Regions from separate parts of the Homo sapiens genome. Here region 2 is linked to region 1. Evidence: chromatin contacts called from ENCODE Hi-C or POLR2A ChIA-PET data. All regions are on one chromosome and are shown on one strand. Each heading gives the region's core, a stretch centred on a gene start or an enhancer-like site at or near the end of the contact. The rest is flanking DNA. Distances are from core to core; before and after follow the strand shown.

Evidence for each region. Hi-C counts contacts between places; a loop is a spot of excess contacts on that map. ChIA-PET counts read pairs that join two places held with the same protein, here RNA polymerase II (POLR2A).
Region 2: a map of DLD1 shows a loop between it and region 1 (8-fold over the local background). The contact joins two enhancer-like sites. A Hi-C loop is called at or near these places in 1 of 168 maps with a recorded cell type or tissue (DLD1). POLR2A ChIA-PET finds 5 or more read pairs at or near these places in 1 of 52 experiments (activated CD4-positive, alpha-beta T cell).

What each region holds. Positions count from the first base shown.
Region 1 is chr10:132,225,379-132,233,231 of GRCh38, reverse strand. STK32C (serine/threonine kinase 32C) reads left to right here. Exons shown (of 12, transcript NM_173575.4): 3 at 5,104-5,255; 4 at 6,264-6,437; 5 at 7,448-7,485; 6 at 7,616-7,705. Among named protein-coding and RNA genes, the nearest start is that of DPYSL4, 42 kb to the right of the region's middle. RefSeq lists an enhancer at 2,900-2,979. Within about 2 kb of position 2,856, at least 13 of the 41 ENCODE cell types and tissues checked have a DNase peak (open chromatin) inside an H3K27ac peak, as active enhancers do.
Region 2 is chr10:132,612,684-132,620,536 of GRCh38, reverse strand. The region is part of intron 2 of INPP5A (inositol polyphosphate-5-phosphatase A); the gene reads right to left. Among named protein-coding and RNA genes, the nearest start is that of INPP5A, 79 kb to the right of the region's middle. Within about 2 kb of position 4,181, at least 3 of the 41 ENCODE cell types and tissues checked have a DNase peak (open chromatin) inside an H3K27ac peak, as active enhancers do.

The sequences.
Region 1 (7,853 bases), core at 1,607-4,106:
CCCCATACTGGGCTGCACCTTCTTCAGCCGCTGCAGACACCTTCTCCAGCCCCGTCCTGGGCACTGACCCTCCCGTTTTTGTGGTACCCAGCACTGAACCCTGGGAGGGAGCCTGCCTTGCCCTGTCCCGCCCTGCTGTCCCCACGTCCCCAGGCTCTACTTCTCCTTGGGACACCAGAAGCTCCCCCAGGAAGGATTAGGAGGTGGTTTCATTATACCGTTTAGAGGCCTTAGGTACTTGTGGTCAGGCATTTGCTTCTGGGGAACAAAAATTACTTGGAAAGAGAAAGAGCTTGGGTGAATCACTTAAATCTGCCAAATGCATAAACAGCATTTGGTTGAATTGGCAGTCACATGGCTGCAGGCACCAGCCTGTTCCGGGTGGCGCTGTGGCCTCCCCGTCAGTGGCGTTTCATAGGAAAAGCCCAGGGCTCCGGGTGGCGCTGTGGCCTCCCCGTCAGTGGCGTTTCATAGGAAAAGCCCAGGGCTCCGGGTGGCGTTGTGGCCTCCCCATCAGTGGCGTTTCATAGGAAAAGCCCAGGGCTCCGGAGCCCGGGGTTGGCTTGTTCCTCTTTGTGGTGAGACCTCAAACTCCATTTTCTCTTTGGGCTTAAGTTGGTGATTGGAGGAAGCGGCTGGGAAAGCAGGGACCAGTTTCCTGGAGGAAGCGTTTGAGTCGGACCTGCCTGCCCTCAGCCCCCCAGGCCTGGTCATAAAAGGCCGCCGGTTTCCAGTCTTTTTTGTAAACACTGCTCTGCGTGATCTCGGGTGCTGAGGTCCCTCCAGACAGAGACTGCACCAAACCCAGGGCTTTACGCCACCGCTCGTTGGAGCCTCCTGCATCAGGGGCCCGAGGGAGCCTGCCGGACCCGCCCTCTTCTCTGTTGTCTTCACCTAAGAGCACTTTGATGTGATTGACTTAATCAAATCCATTTCAACGGAAAACCCCACACCACCCCAAACCACCTTCAACGTGCCTGACAGTCCAGGCCTCAGAGGGCGGGTCCTAGTGATAAGGGGCAGGACAGGCTCCCCACCTGCTGGCCTGGGTCAGAAAATGGTGAAGGAGATTAGGGGAAGTGGGCTGCTGGGTTGGCAGGTGCTCCGGTGAGGGCGCAGCGTGAGCGCAGGTGAGGCTGCTGCCTGCAGGCGTGGCCGCAGGTGCTCAGAGTCTGCAGGGTGTTATCAGGGATGCAGAGACACAGGAGGCGTGGAGAAAGCGAGTTTCCCGCCACAACCAAGTTCCGTAGCTCAGTGTCTGCAAACAACAGAAGTTTCTCTTGTAGTCCTGGAGATGGGAAGCCTGAGACCTGGCAGGGTGGGCCCTCTGGGCGGCTCCGTGGGAGGACCCGCTGTGCCTTCTCCCGGCGTCTGGTGGCTGCTGGCCACTCGTGGTGTCCTCAGCTTGCCGCCATGTCACTCCATTCCCAGGCTGGCATCTTCACATCACTGCCTCTGCTCCACCTTCACACTCCCTCGCCCCCATGCCTGCGTCATCTTCTCTTTTCTGTCTTTTATCAGGGTGTCTATCATTGGCTTTAGGGCCCATCCCAATTCAGGACCTCCAGATCCTCAACTTAATTACATCTTCAGAGACCTTTATTCCGAATAAGGCCACATTCCGAGGCTCCTGGTGGCTGTGTCTTTTGGGGACGCACTCGGGCCTGCTGTGAGGGATCGAGGCGTTTCCACCAGGGTCTCCAGGGAGGCACCATGGCCACTCACCCTGCACTGCCAGTACCTTGCATGGGGCTGGCATATAGGAAGACTTGCAAGCTTTTCTTGAACTGCAGTTGAGCTGAGAATGTTCCAGGACACAGAGCCCAAAGACTCGGGAGACCTGAGTGTAACCCTGCCTCCCCTTGCTCCTCAGGGCAGCTCCTCCCACAGGGCCAGGCCAGGGGCTTGGACTGTGGCTGATGGCTCCACCATCCAGGCAGTTTGTTTCCCAGGTGGGGTAACAGGCTGGAGGCAAGTGGATCTGCTGCTTTGTTCTGGTGGACAGCAGAGCCGTGGGTGTGCGAGGCCAGGCCCTGTCTCGAGGTGGCTCTTCTGTCCCTGCTCCCTGGCTGTGGGTGATGGGATGCGTGTGACGGGGAGAGCAGGCTTGGGTCACAGGGCCAAGGGGCTGGTCCCAGATGGAGCCCAGGCCACATGCTTGGGAAAGCGGGTGGTCCTGGGTGAGCCTGTCTGGCAGGAGGGTGAGGTCCTGTCTGGAGTAGACACCCGGTCTGTGTCCGCCGCACATGTGACAGGGCCCAGAGGGCACGGGAAGCCCAGGTGCCCTGTCCCCTGGTGAGTGGGCTGTGGGGGTTGAGCACCCCAAGGGAAGGCGTGTTCTTCCAGAGATTCCCCCGTAAGAGCTGAGCTGCATCGTGAGCAGGAGGGGCAGAGGGAGCCTGGAGAGGGTTGGGTCGCCTGGGCAGGCAGCTTTCTGGGGTGGTGCACAAGCGACAGAAAGCCTGAGGCTTGGGACCGGCTGAAGACGGCCTTGGGCTGCGGGTGCTGGCGCCGCTCCAGGCAGAGGTGGGCTCTGCAGCCCCCCCCCCCCCGCCAGCTTCCCCCCCAGCAGCAAGAGCCCTGGCCCCAGCCAGTGGCCCCAAGCCAGGCTCCTGAGGGGCAGAGGGTGAGGGCCGGATTTTCCACCATATTTGTCTCACAGCCTGTCTGGTCCCAGCCCCAGGGCAACAAACAGCCTTTCTGGAGCAGTTTCCAGACCTGCAGTGGCCGCCTTGAGCCTGCAGTGACCGTCTGCAGGAGGCCGCGGGTGCTGGGGCTGGCGCAGGAAAGCACCGTTGCTTCTGCGCCTGTGCAGAGTGAGGCTGGGGCTTCCATCCCGGGCACGGGACTCCTCGGCCTCCTGCGGCCGTGTGCATGGGAGGAAGGCCGTGCTGCCGAGCCACGCGACTCTGCCCCGTTGGCAGTGGGAAGCGGCAGGAGGGGGTCCTGCCAGGGGCAGCCAGGGGCTGCTGCAGCTTACGCTCACTGTCATTCTGAAACCCTCAACTGGCTTTCAAAATAACAATTTAAAAAATGGTCATAGGAAATGCAGGAAGTTCAGGAGAAATCCCGCCCCGCCCCGCCCTCCCAAGGCGGCCTCGTTCAAGCTTAGTCTCCGTCTGTTCTCGGGCTGCCTGCAGCTGCCCCCGCTCCTCAGCAGGTGTGGCCGCGTGTTCAGGAGCCCCCATCAGCACACGCGCCTCTGGGCAGCCCCCAACACAAGGCTCTTCCTGTCCCTTCAGGCTCAGCTTTCCCCTCCCACCGGGCAGGGAGGTGCTGAGGCCACGCCTGTTGTCAGCTTCCTGGAGAGGCCATACTTAGAGCCCATGGTGCCAGGCCAAGCCACTGTCTCCCGCACCACAGTGCTGCAGCCGGATCCACCCAGGCCACCGCTTGGCACCATCAGACATGCTTTCTTAGTTTGGGCCAGCCCGGTGCTCTGTGCACAGTGTGACTCCCAGTGGCCCCTTGCGGGAGGGAGGGTCACCGCTTTGCTTCACAAAAGGACTGAGTCTCAGGGAGGGGTCTCCAGTAAGGGCCCCGGAGCCAGGATGTGACTGAGACAGGTGCCTCCAGGGCCACACACTAACCAGTACAGGAACCTCTGGGGGCAGAATCATGGCCTCCAAAACACCCACATCCAAATCCCAGAACAAACATGTTACCATTCGTGGCAGAGAGGAATGAAGATTGCAGATTGAATTAAGGTTGTTAATCATCTGACTTAATTTTTTTAGAGACAGGGTCTCGCCCTGTCACCCAGGCTGAGTTCAGTGGTACAGTCGTGGCTCACTGCAGCCTCAACCTCTCAGGCTCAAGCAATCCTCCCTTCTCAGTCTCCTGAGTAGCTGGGACTACGGGTGTGTGCCACCACGCTTTCCGGGCATGCAGCCAGGAGCCCAGGGCCATCTGTGGCCCACCTTGAGATCCAGAATCATCCATTTCCTCCAGGCCCCCTGCTGGGCTCCAACTCCTTGAGGACCAGAGAGCAGAGGTTGTGGAAGGCCTTGGAAACGGGTCTGGATTACCTGTCCTGGGAAGGTCTCTCCCAACCTGAGTGTCAGACAGGGGTTAGCTCTGCTGCTCACAATTTTGTGCCTTAATTCCTGGCTTCCCTTTGGGGATCTTCATCCTCAATTCTGATTGACATCCTTGGCCACAAGGGACCCCCCTGCTCATTGATGCTTCTCACCCGTCACCTCACTCTCATCCTCACTGCTAAGCAATTAGCCGTGTGTTTGCGGCATCAGTGTTGACACCGATGATCCATGCTCAGAGGGTACAGGCCTGAAGAGCTATGTGGGGACTGGCGCCCCGGAGGGGGTCCCACTGTGGTGGCAGCGGTGGCCCCCAAGCCCCACGCTCACTCTGTGTGTCTCCTTGCAGGACAGGGTGAGGGGCCTTGGCCTCACGGTGTTGAGACGGGAGTCGGTCTCTGGAGTGTGGAGTGATGTGCGTCCAGGGTGAAGCTGCAGCCATGGTTGATGAGGCTTCCTGAGCGCAGGGCTCTGTGCTCAGTGGGTTTTCGCATTCATTCCCCAGTACCCCTCCGGGCTGCTTGCTGCTCCAAGCCCTGGAAAAGGATGTTGGGGTTTAGGAAGGCAAAACTCCATGCCCAGGTCGTGGCTGGTGAGGGGCGCTCCCCGCACAACCAGCCACTGCTTGGCTCCAACTCACGCCTGGATGCTGTTAGGCTGGACCCTGTCTGTTTGCAGATAGCGCCTGTTGACAGATGTGTCCTGCTGCAGACTTGAAACGCAGGACTGAGTCTCAGGGAGGGGTCTTCACTAACAGCCATGGAGCCAGGATGTCACTGAGACAGGTGCCGCCAGGGCCACACACTAACCAGTACAGGAACCTCTGGGGGGCAGAATCACGGCCTCCAAAACACCCACATCTTAATCCCCAGAGCAAATATGTTACCATATGTGGCAGAGAGGAATGCACCTGCCGCGTCTAGGAGGCAGAGGGGCTGCGGCGCGTCCCCAGGTGTCCCCTTGTGTCCTGACGATGCGTCCCCAGGCATCCCCATGCATTTCCAGGTGTCCCCACGTGTCCCCAGGCGTCCTCAGGCGTCCTGCCGAACAGCCCTGTGCCCTCCAGGTGTGCATTGTGCAGAAGCGGGACACGGAGAAGATGTACGCCATGAAGTACATGAACAAGCAGCAGTGCATCGAGCGCGACGAGGTCCGCAACGTCTTCCGGGAGCTGGAGATCCTGCAGGAGATCGAGCACGTCTTCCTGGTGAACCTCTGGTGAGCCTGCCATGGCCTCGCTGCAGAAAGACTTACCGTCCTGAAGCCGGGAAGGCACTGGCTATCCTCTCCTGCCCTTGGTGCTCCTTGGCCCTCGTGCCTCGGAGATGCCTCTGCCACCCACAGGCCCTCTCTAGCCCTCCTCATCTATCCCCCTTCCTGTGCCCCAGGCCTGGCAGTGGCCCAGGTGGCCATGACATGCTGGGGTTGGTTAATGCAGTGTCTCTTCTGAGCCTGCCGGAAGACCAGGGCTTCCCTACAATGGAGATGTGCTCCCATGGAGTCTCTGGCACTAGTCAGAGAGGGAGAGAGTTTAGGGACTGAAAAACTCACCACTGTCATCACCATCACCATCACCACCATCATCGCCATCACCACCACCATCACCACTGCAACCATCATCACTCTCATCACCGTCATCACTATAATCAACACAATCACTATTGTCACCACCATTACCACCACCACCACGACCACAATCACTGTTATCACCATCACCACCACCCTCAGTCCTCACTACCGTCATCCTCACCATCACCGTCACCACCACCACCATCACTGCCATCGTCAACACCATGGATGCTGGTTGTTAAATGCCAGCTCTTTGCCCAACACTGTCAAGAGTGGTACCTACACGGCCTCATTTTCTGTAACAACCCTCCGAGGCAAATGTCTGTATCCCCATTTTACCGAAGAGGAGGCCGGGCAGCCTGAAGCACCCGGAGCTGGCACTGTAGCTCTGCTCTGCATTTGCCACTCCCAGGTGCCTCTGGCCCCAGCTGGGCCACCTCCAGCACAGGGTGGTGTGTCTTTCCTCAGGATCTGGGCTCAGAGCTGCTCTGGGCTGGGGTGCAATCAGTGCCTTGGGCAGGCCCCTCCTCCTGGGAATGCCTGGTGGCTGATGCTGGGGTGGGGCTGTGGTCCTTAGGGGGAGTGTGTCAGCTGTGGGAGCAGCCATGACTGGCTCCCCAGCTGTGCGCACAACAGGCCTTCCATCGGTGCCCACAGGTACTCCTTCCAGGACGAGGAGGACATGTTCATGGTCGTGGACCTGCTACTGGGCGGGGACCTGCGCTACCACCTGCAGCAGAACGTGCAGTTCTCCGAGGACACGGTGAGGCTGTACATCTGCGAGATGGCACTGGCTCTGGACTACCTGCGCGGCCAGCACATCATCCACAGGTGTGTGCGTGGCAGACGGCGCAGGTACCTGCTGAGGTGGGCGGGGCTGAAGCAGCCTTAGGTCAGGCTGCCGGCACGGCGGCCGTACTCCCTCAGAGCGGGTCTAGCTCCTCTGCCCCACCCTTGCCTGAGTGCCTGCCCCCAGCTGTGGCACCTGTGCCGACCAGGTCAGCCCCATAGCTGTGTGCCTGGTGTCCATCTGGGGGGACCTCGTCCCAGCAGCCCCAGCTGAGACTGGGCACAGTGGGCTGTTAGCCCTGGTGGACAGACCACCAGGCTGGGTCACAGCAGGTGGCCTTCACCTGGTCCATTTAACTGAAGGCTCCTGTTTGCCCATCCACCACATCCCAGGGAATCCAAACTAATTTTAACATTAGCTTAAAGCAGATGAAATTAGGAAGCAGAGCTGGTGTGATGGCTCTGAAAATAAAATTTAAAAAAAGAAAATAGGAAGCAGATTATGAAGGAAGTGAAATTGGGAAGCAGAAATTAGGCTGAAATTCCGCAGCAATGGAACAAAATGAAAATATCTGTGAGGTATATTTTAAAGTCGAATGGACTGGTGTTTGCATTTCTGCTCTTGGGGACTCGGATGTCTGATTATGACCTAGGCACCAGTCACTGAGCACTGGCTGTGTACCTGGAAAAGTTGGGACAAAGCAAGAGCCGAGGTGGCTTGGTCTCCTAGAGGCCGAGTCTTGGAGGGGGAGGGCAGACCCTGCCAGCAATTGCTCTCGTCCTCTGGGGCTCCAGGCCCCCTCCCAGCATCTGGTGCCAGGTGTGTGCTGCTGCCCAGATGCCACAGGGAACGAAGTGGCTGACTTCATCGCCTCTGCCCCCACGCAGGGGTGTGAGGTCCTAGCATCATCCAAGGACCAAGTCAAGCTCCCAGGCCTCTGCCTCGAGTGGGTTGGTGGGATGTCCTGGGGACTCCAGGGATTGTGACAGAGATTCCAGGGCAGAAACAGGGCAGATTCCCAACTCACCTTCCCACTTTCTGCTCTTTCTAGAGATGTCAAGCCTGACAACATTCTCCTGGATGAGAGAGGTGTGTGGGGTTGGGTGTGGGCAGCCCAGGTGGGTGGTGGCAGGGATGGGCCTGTCAGGGGAGGAGGATCCTGCACGCAAGGATGCATCTCTGGTCCTGGGACAGCCACACCTGACCCCTCTCTGCACAGGACATGCACACCTGACCGACTTCAACATTGCCACCATCATCAAGGACGGGGAGCGGGCGACGGCATTAGCAGGCACCAAGCCGTACATGGGTGAGCCCGAGCTGGGGTTCCAGATGGGAGCTGGCTTCCTCCAGGTGGGAAGGACAAGACCTCGGTGGCTTCTCTGTCCCACCCTGGAGGCAGCCTGGTCTCGGGATGTGGCCTCAAGGTGCCGGCCCTGTGCCCACGGGTCCGGGCT
Region 2 (7,853 bases), core at 2,932-5,431, 390 kb before region 1:
TCAATGGAAATTTGAAGCAAAGAGTGATGATTTAGGGTATCTGATGGAAGAAATTTCTAAGCAGCAAAGTGCTCAAGAAAGATGTGGCCTGGCTGCTTCTAACAGCCTACACTCAGATGTGGGAGCAAAGAAATGACTTACAGTTGGAACTTACATTTAAAAGGGAAGCAGAGCACAAAAGTTTGAAAACTTTGCAGCCTGGCCACATAGCAAAGAAAGAAAAAGCTTTCTCAGGAAAGAAAATCAAAAAGGCTGTAAAGCAACCACTTGCTAGAGATATTTGCATAACTAAAAAGGAGTCGAGTGCCAACAGACGAGACAATGACAAAAAGGCCTTGAAGGCATTTCAGAGACCTTTGCAGCAGCTCCTCCTGTCACAGGTCCTGAGGCCTAGGAGGAAAGAATGGTTTCATGGGTCAGGCCCAGGACCCTGCTGTCCTGTGCAGCTTCAGGTCAGTGCTCCCCACATCTAGGTTGTTCCAGCTCCAGCCTCAGCTCAAAGGGCCCCAGACACAGCCCAGGCTGCCATTTTGAAAAATGCAGGTGTTAAGCCTGTAGGTGCACAGAATGCAAGAGTGAAGAATGCTGGCAAAGTGCAGTGGCTCACACCTGTAATCCCAGCACCTGAGGTGGGTGAATCACTTGAGGTCAGGAGTTCAAGACAAGCCTGGCCAATATGGTGAAACCCTGTCTCTACTAAAAATACAAAAATTAGCCAGGTGTGGTGGTACATGACTGTAATCCCAGCTACTCAGGAGGCTGAGGCAGGAGAATCATTTGAACCTGGGAGACTGAAGTTGCAGTGAGCTGAGATCATGCCATTGCACTCCAGCCTGGGTAACAGGATGTATAAGAAAACCCAGGTGCCCAGGCAAAAGCCTGCTGCAGGGGTGCAGCCCTCACAGAACCTCTATAGGGGCAGTGTCAAGGGAAAATGTGGGGTTAAAGCTCCCACAGAGAGTCCCCAGCAGTGCACTGCATAGTGGATCTGTGAGCAGGGGGCCACCATCCTCCAGATCCCAAAATGGTATATCCACTGGCAGCTTGTACCCTGTGCCTGGAAAAGCCACAGGCATTCAACTCCAACCCATGAGAGCAGTCCTGGGGGCTGAACCCTGCAAAGCCACAGGGGCAGAGCTGGTCAAGGCCATAGAAGCCCACCCCTTGAGCCTGTGTGCCCTGAGTGTGGGACATAGACTCTGAGGAGATGATTTTGGAGCTTTAAGATTTAATAGCCGCCCTACTGGGTTTCAAACTCGCCTGGGGGCTATAGCCCATTTCTTTTGGCTTATTTCTCCCTTTTGAAGCAGAAATGTTTACCCAATACCTATATCCCCATTGTATCTTGGGAGAAAATAACTTGTTTTTGATTTTGCAGGTTCATAGGTGGAAAGGACATGCCTTGTCTCAGAGAAGTCATCAGACATGGGACTTCTGAGGTGAGTCAAGACTTTGGGGGGACTATTGAGAAGGGATGATTGTATTTTGAAATGTGAGAAGAACATGAGATCTGGGAGGGGCTGGGGCAGAATGATACAGTTTGTATATTTGTCCCCGGCCAAATCTCATGTTGAAATGTGTCCCCAGTGTTAGAGGAGGAACCTGGTGGGAGGTGTTTGGATCATGGGGGCAGATGCCTCCTGAATGGACTGGGCCATCCCCTTGGTGATAAGTGAGTTCTTACTCTTGAGTTCACATGAGGTCTGGTCATTTGAAGGTGTGTGCACTTCATCCCCACTCGCTCTCTCTTGCTCTGGCTTTCACTGTGTGGCATGGCTACTCCCCCTTTGCCTTCTGCCTGACTGAAAATTCCATGAGGCCTCCAAGGGCTGAGCAGGTGCCAGCACTAAGCTTCCTGCACATCCTGCGAACCGTGAGCGAATTAAACCTCTTTCCCTCATAAATTACCCAGTCTCGGGTATTTCTTTACAGCAAAGCAAGAATGGCCTAATACACTCTTCTTCCATGTTAGCTGGAAACAGACACTGCCTATCACATCATTCTTAAAATTACCATCAGGAAAAACTGTGAAAGACTTTAAAATGAGCAATAATGAGAGTGCCTCCATTTAGCTCACCTATTTGGGTTATCTCTACCTTTAGTTGTCTCTGAGCTATGTTGCAACTCTGTGAGTTTAAAAGCTGATGATGATGGAAATGATTCTTGACCACAGAAATGCACAATGTCCAGCAGATGTGATGGATCATGACCCTGTGGACAGTGCCAGCCTTGCATCCGTGAAGCACACTCATGTCAGTACTGCTGATGGGAGAAGCTATTTGCCTACATTCTGGATTCTTCCCTGAACCAGTTCTACATCTTACTGGGTCTCTCCCTGATAAATAAACAACATTTATTATCTCAATTTAAAACTCTATTTTTAAAATAGGTATTTAAAGTGAATAAGTACCTATTCATTTTATATTTGCATGACAGACAACATTATATCCTGTTTTAAAATTTATCCTCATTCCCACAAGCAAACTTTAAACTACCTCAAGGTCCAACAGAAAAACAACTTTAAAAAATTAAGGCCTAACTATATCATAAAATATTCTGAAGCTATTAAGATAGACAGCATATATTAATTCACATAGAAAGATTTCCCAGCTTACAAAAAAGGCAGAGAGAGTAAGCTGTACGCACATGTGTCTGCTGCCCACTTGTGGATGACCCACTTGTGGACTGCACACCTGCCCACAGCCACGCAGGCAAACACATATGATGGGGTGTGCATCATGCTGGAGGCAAAACTGGGGAAGGAAAGAATGTTTATCCTTTTCTGCTTTGATCAGTATCCTCAGACTTCTGTGTGGCAGGCAGTTGCTCCACACACGCCACGTGCCAGACGCAGTCAGGTGCTCGGTGAAGCAATGCACAGATAGCCAGAAGCTTCCACTCCATGTACTGTCTTTGTCAACAGGAAGAAGGTCACAATGGATGTCCTGGCTACCTCACCTGCAGTCTGAGGATTCAAGATCTGCACTGGCCACACGAGCAGGTAACAGCCGCTCCTCCACACCCTTCAGGTGTGGCTCACAGGAGACCTTCCCTCTGGGAAAGGGGTCCTCCACCGCCTCTCACCCAGGCAGTGAGCGTGTGTGAGTGTGAGCATGCCCACGGCCGGTGGACATCCCTTCCTCTCGTCCCTGCAGTCACCGGAGGGAAAGCTTCTTGTCCTTAGATCAGACCAGGAGGCAGAAGGGCCCTGAGAGAGCCACAGGGTGGCTTTGCCCCAAGCCACACTGCACAGGAGCTCTGAAGGGCGGGGACTGTCTGCTGAGCTGCCTGCAAAGAGCCAGAGCCCAGGGCCAAGCAGGGTCTGTCCTGGCTCTGCCTCAGCCTGTGGCTTCGTGGCTCCCCACCTCAGCTCGTCACTGGGAGACCAAGAATCAATACAGCCACCAACCAGGGCGCGGTGTTTGAGGAGTCACCAGATGATGGAGGGAGAGAGAGCCTGCAGAATCTTCCTACAGGTGAAGGCTGCGGGGCTGGGCTGGGACATGATGCCGAAGCTGCAGAAGCGGCCTGCATCTGACCCCAGGGAGCAGACAGACCCAGGCTGCTTCGAAGGACCTCAGGCGGCCTCTCCCCACCAGCGCAGCAAAGCAACTGGCCAGCACGATGGCTCCACAACCCCCAAACATCCTCACTCCCAGAACAGACTGCCCAGGAGCTCCTGCAGCGTGAAGCTGGCCTTCCTCCCTGCTGCATGGTGCCACTCGCCACTGGCCAGAGCTACAGGAGATCCAGGACCCCATATCCCCCACGCCACGTCCCCCATCACCACATGACACATCGCCATGTCACCATGTCCCCCACACTGCATCCTCCACGCCACATTACCACACCACCTCCATCACCACCACACCCTACCCTGTCACCATGTCCCATGTCACTACCATGTCCCATGTCACCACTGCAACCCCAAAACCACATCCCATGTCACCACCCCATCCCCTATCACCAACACACACTATGTCACCACCACGTCCCATACACCATGTCCCATGTGACCACAGCATCCCACACACACCACATCCATCAGCACCACATTCTACACCACCACCACATCCTGCGTCACCACCATGTTCCCAATACCACATATCCCACACCACGCCCACGGCGTCCCCGCACGCCACATACCTCACACCACGCCCACGGCGTCCCCGCACGCCACGTGCCCCACACCACGCCCACGGCGTCCCTGCACGCCACATGCCCCACACTGCACATCTGCCACTGTGGTCCTCCCTTGGATGCTTGTTCACAACCAACAAAGCACAGGCACCTCCCACTGCAGCTGCCTCCCACGCCACCCTGTGGTTCTTTCAGGGCCCGTCTGCCTCCCGGTCTGACTTAAGGACAAGAAGCTTCCCCTCCAGTGGCTGCAAGGACAGGAGGAAGGCATGTCCACTGGCCATGGGCATCCTCACGCTCACACACATGCTCCTAAAACGACGCACACGACCATCCCTCACCGCTCCCCACAGGACCCGGAACCGGCAGCTACAGAGGGTGAAGCCCATCACCACTAAGAGGGGAGGCCCCTGTTCCCCAGGCCCAGGGCCTCAGGTGCCAGGCCCACCAGGCCATGAAGGTCGCAGCCTCTCAGCTGAGAGGCTCAGCTGCACAGCTTTGTTTATCCCAGCCGCCCAGAGCGGCAGACACCCCCTTGCCCCAGCCTGGGGCCTCCCAGCCCCTCAGTCTCCAACCAGCTCCTCCACCAACCCAGTGCCTACACTCCACTGACCCAGGGCCCACTCTGTCCTCAAAGCCCGCCCCTTCTCCTGGGTCTTCTTAGCTTCAAGCAAGGGTGCCCACCTCAGTCCCAGCTGCCCACTCTCCAGCAGGGCCAGTTCCTACCCCAAAGACGGGGCCCTCAAGCAAAGGGGCCTGCCCAGCTGCTTCACCAGGGGCAGAAATGCAGCCGCAAAGCTGTGTGTCGAATGCAGGCTGGGTCCCACCCCTTCGGTCAAACCAAGCGCAGTGAACTTCCAGGTTCCGAGAGTTCAGGAGCCTCCCCGCACCCAGCAGCCACTTCCTCCAACTCCACTGAGCAGCGGCCACGGGCCTTCACCCCAGATGCCTGGGGGTTTAGAAGGAAACTCGGTGGGCCAGAAAAGTCACGTGTGAAAGCCACACAGAAGTCTTCCTCATACAGCATCCCATGTGCTTCCAGGGTGCACATTTTTTAAAGGCTAAAACCAGCAGTTGCATCCTGAGCTGGTTCCGGACGCCACACTTGGAAGACAGGCAAGGAGTATGGGAAGCTTCTGAGATGAAGCCCTCCATTGTGGCCCACGGGCTGCGGGCCGCCACGAGACAGTGCTGGGAATTCAGAGCAACTCGAGACGTGGATCGGGCCACTGTGGGGACAGAGGGCAGCAGCTCCAGGCCCAGACTCGGGGCTCCCTCTTGCCCCACGCACCATCCCTCCATCTGAGTGCAGCCTGGCATCCCCCAGCAAGCGTTCTTATCGGGTCCTCCACACTGACCCAACGCTGGACGCGTCACGGGAAGGCGTTCTCTTCACTCAGGCTGCGGCAACAAAACACCGCAGCCTGCGGGGCCTACGCCACAGACGTGTGCTCCACAGGGCACCTGAAGCTGGGAGGATAAGAGCGAGGCCAGCCCATTCCACGAGGAGGGTCCACTCTTCACAGACGGCACCTTCTTGCCGTGTCCTTGTAGGATAGAAGGGGTGAGGCAGCACTCAGGCCTCTTCTTTCAGGGCACTGATTGCATTCATGGGGATGGAGTCCTCTCCTTGCGATCTCATCGGCCCCCAGAGCCAGGCCTCCTGAGGCCACCACCTTGGGGGCAGGATGTTAACACAGGAATGTGGGAGGGGCCATAAGCATTCTGAAGACAGCAGCGGGGGCTGGCTCCTGTGTTTGGGGCCTGAGCCCCTCCTGACATAGAGAAGATTCTGGAACCCCTGGTGATGAGTCTGTGAGTCTGATTCTCAGGAGAGAGGACGGAACCTGGACGGGTGGACAGGACAGCTGAGGAGGCCAGCACAGGGTGAGCCCAGGCTCTGCAGCTTTGTTTATCTATTTATTTTTTTGAGACAGGGTCTCACTCCATCACCCAGGCTGGAGTACAGTGGTGCAATCTCGGCTCACTGCAACCTCTGACCCCTGGGTTCAAGCGATTCTCCTGCCTCAGCCTCCCAAGTAGCTGAGATTACAGGCGCCCACCACCATGCCTGGCTAATTTTTTGTATTTGTAGTAAAGACGGGGTTTCATCATGTTGGCCAGGCTGGTCTCGAACTCCTGAGCTCAAGTGATCCACCCGCTTCGGCCTCCCAAAGTGCTGGGATTGCAGGCATGAGCCATCGTGCCGTCCAGGCTCTGCCTGGGGACTCAAGACTTGGGAAGGCGTGCCAAGCTCTCCAGTGCCAGGCTGAGTTCTGGACCTAATCTTCGAAAGCCGTGGGTCCCAAAGGCGTCGAGGGTGCTCACGACTGGCGATGGAGGCACACACAGGCTTTTCTGCGCTGTCTCCTGCACTCTCTACAGGGATCAAGTTTTACAGAAAGGGTTTCTAAAAGACCATGAAGATCATATTTAGTTCTTCCCTATATAAAAGCCACTTCTTCAAGGCTATTTTGAAAAATAATTGTATAATGGAAACTCTAGGATTTAAAAACACCCGAAACAGTCAGAGGCCCAGTGTCGAGGCATCTCATCCACCCCTTGCCCTTGAGCTGCTGGCACAGTGGGCTCTGGTCATGGAGACCACCAGGTGTCTGATCCAGCCCTGGCGAGGCCCACTCACTGCCAGAAACCCACCAGCCCGAGGCCCCTCAGTGCAGCCGCTGAACTGGCTGATAGCCTAAGAAACAAAGTCAGGCTAAAACAAGCATGAGAGTGGGGATTGGCATTGAAATCGAGAGTGGGGATTGGCGCTGAAATCTCACTTTTGAGAATTCTCTGTTCTAAGTGTCACTGAAATTTCTTCCTTCTGAAGAGGTTTTTCCAAGAAAACCAAGAAAATTTGGTTTTGCAACCAGGAAAAATGACACACTGCACAGAGCAAACCATCATTCATTATTTTTCTTTACAAATGACTCTACTGTCTTTCATAAAGGCTGAGTCTCCAGAAAGGACGCCAGGTGCTGCTGTCCACCTCCAAGAGCCCTGCCCACCTTTCTGTCAGGTCCCACAAACCGCCCAGCAGGGCCTCTGTTCAGTGGGGGACTCGGGAAGGAGGGGGCCCTGCGGGGGGACTCGGGAAGGAGGGGGCCCTGCGGGGGGACTCGGGAAGGAGGGGGTCCTGTGGGCCGTGGCGTTCCAGGGGCTGCAGGTCACAGGAGGAACCACCTCGCTCAGAACTCACTTCCAGCACCACTGGCGAACTCTACTATCAACGCTCACAGTAACTGTTTAAGCCATAAGTAAAAGAAAAAAAGGTAAAAGGGAAAGAAATGAAAGAAATGGGACATGTACGTGGGGATTCTGGGCGGCCTGAGCCTTGGATCTGAGGTCTGTCAAGTTGGGGTCTTGCCGCCTGCTCCCCAAGACTGCCCTCCCCCATGGCCTCTGGTGCAGACGGTCCCACACTGAACAGGCTGCAGAGACCCGAATGCGCGGGAACTGTCCCTGCTCCATGGGACAGAGCAGCCAGGACCCATCCCCACTGCCGGCCCCTCCTGGATGCGCCCAAAACCCAAAAAGAATTCCAACCCCCACCCCACTGCCCCAAGGCCTCCATCTTAAAAGAAAACAAACAAAAGCTTGAGCTTAACACACAGCTGTTGCTGCCAAAATGTAACACAAACCAGGAAGCCTAGAGAGCGGACATGGGCTCCAGCCACAGCCCAGCCCCTCACAGCCGAGGGCCACGC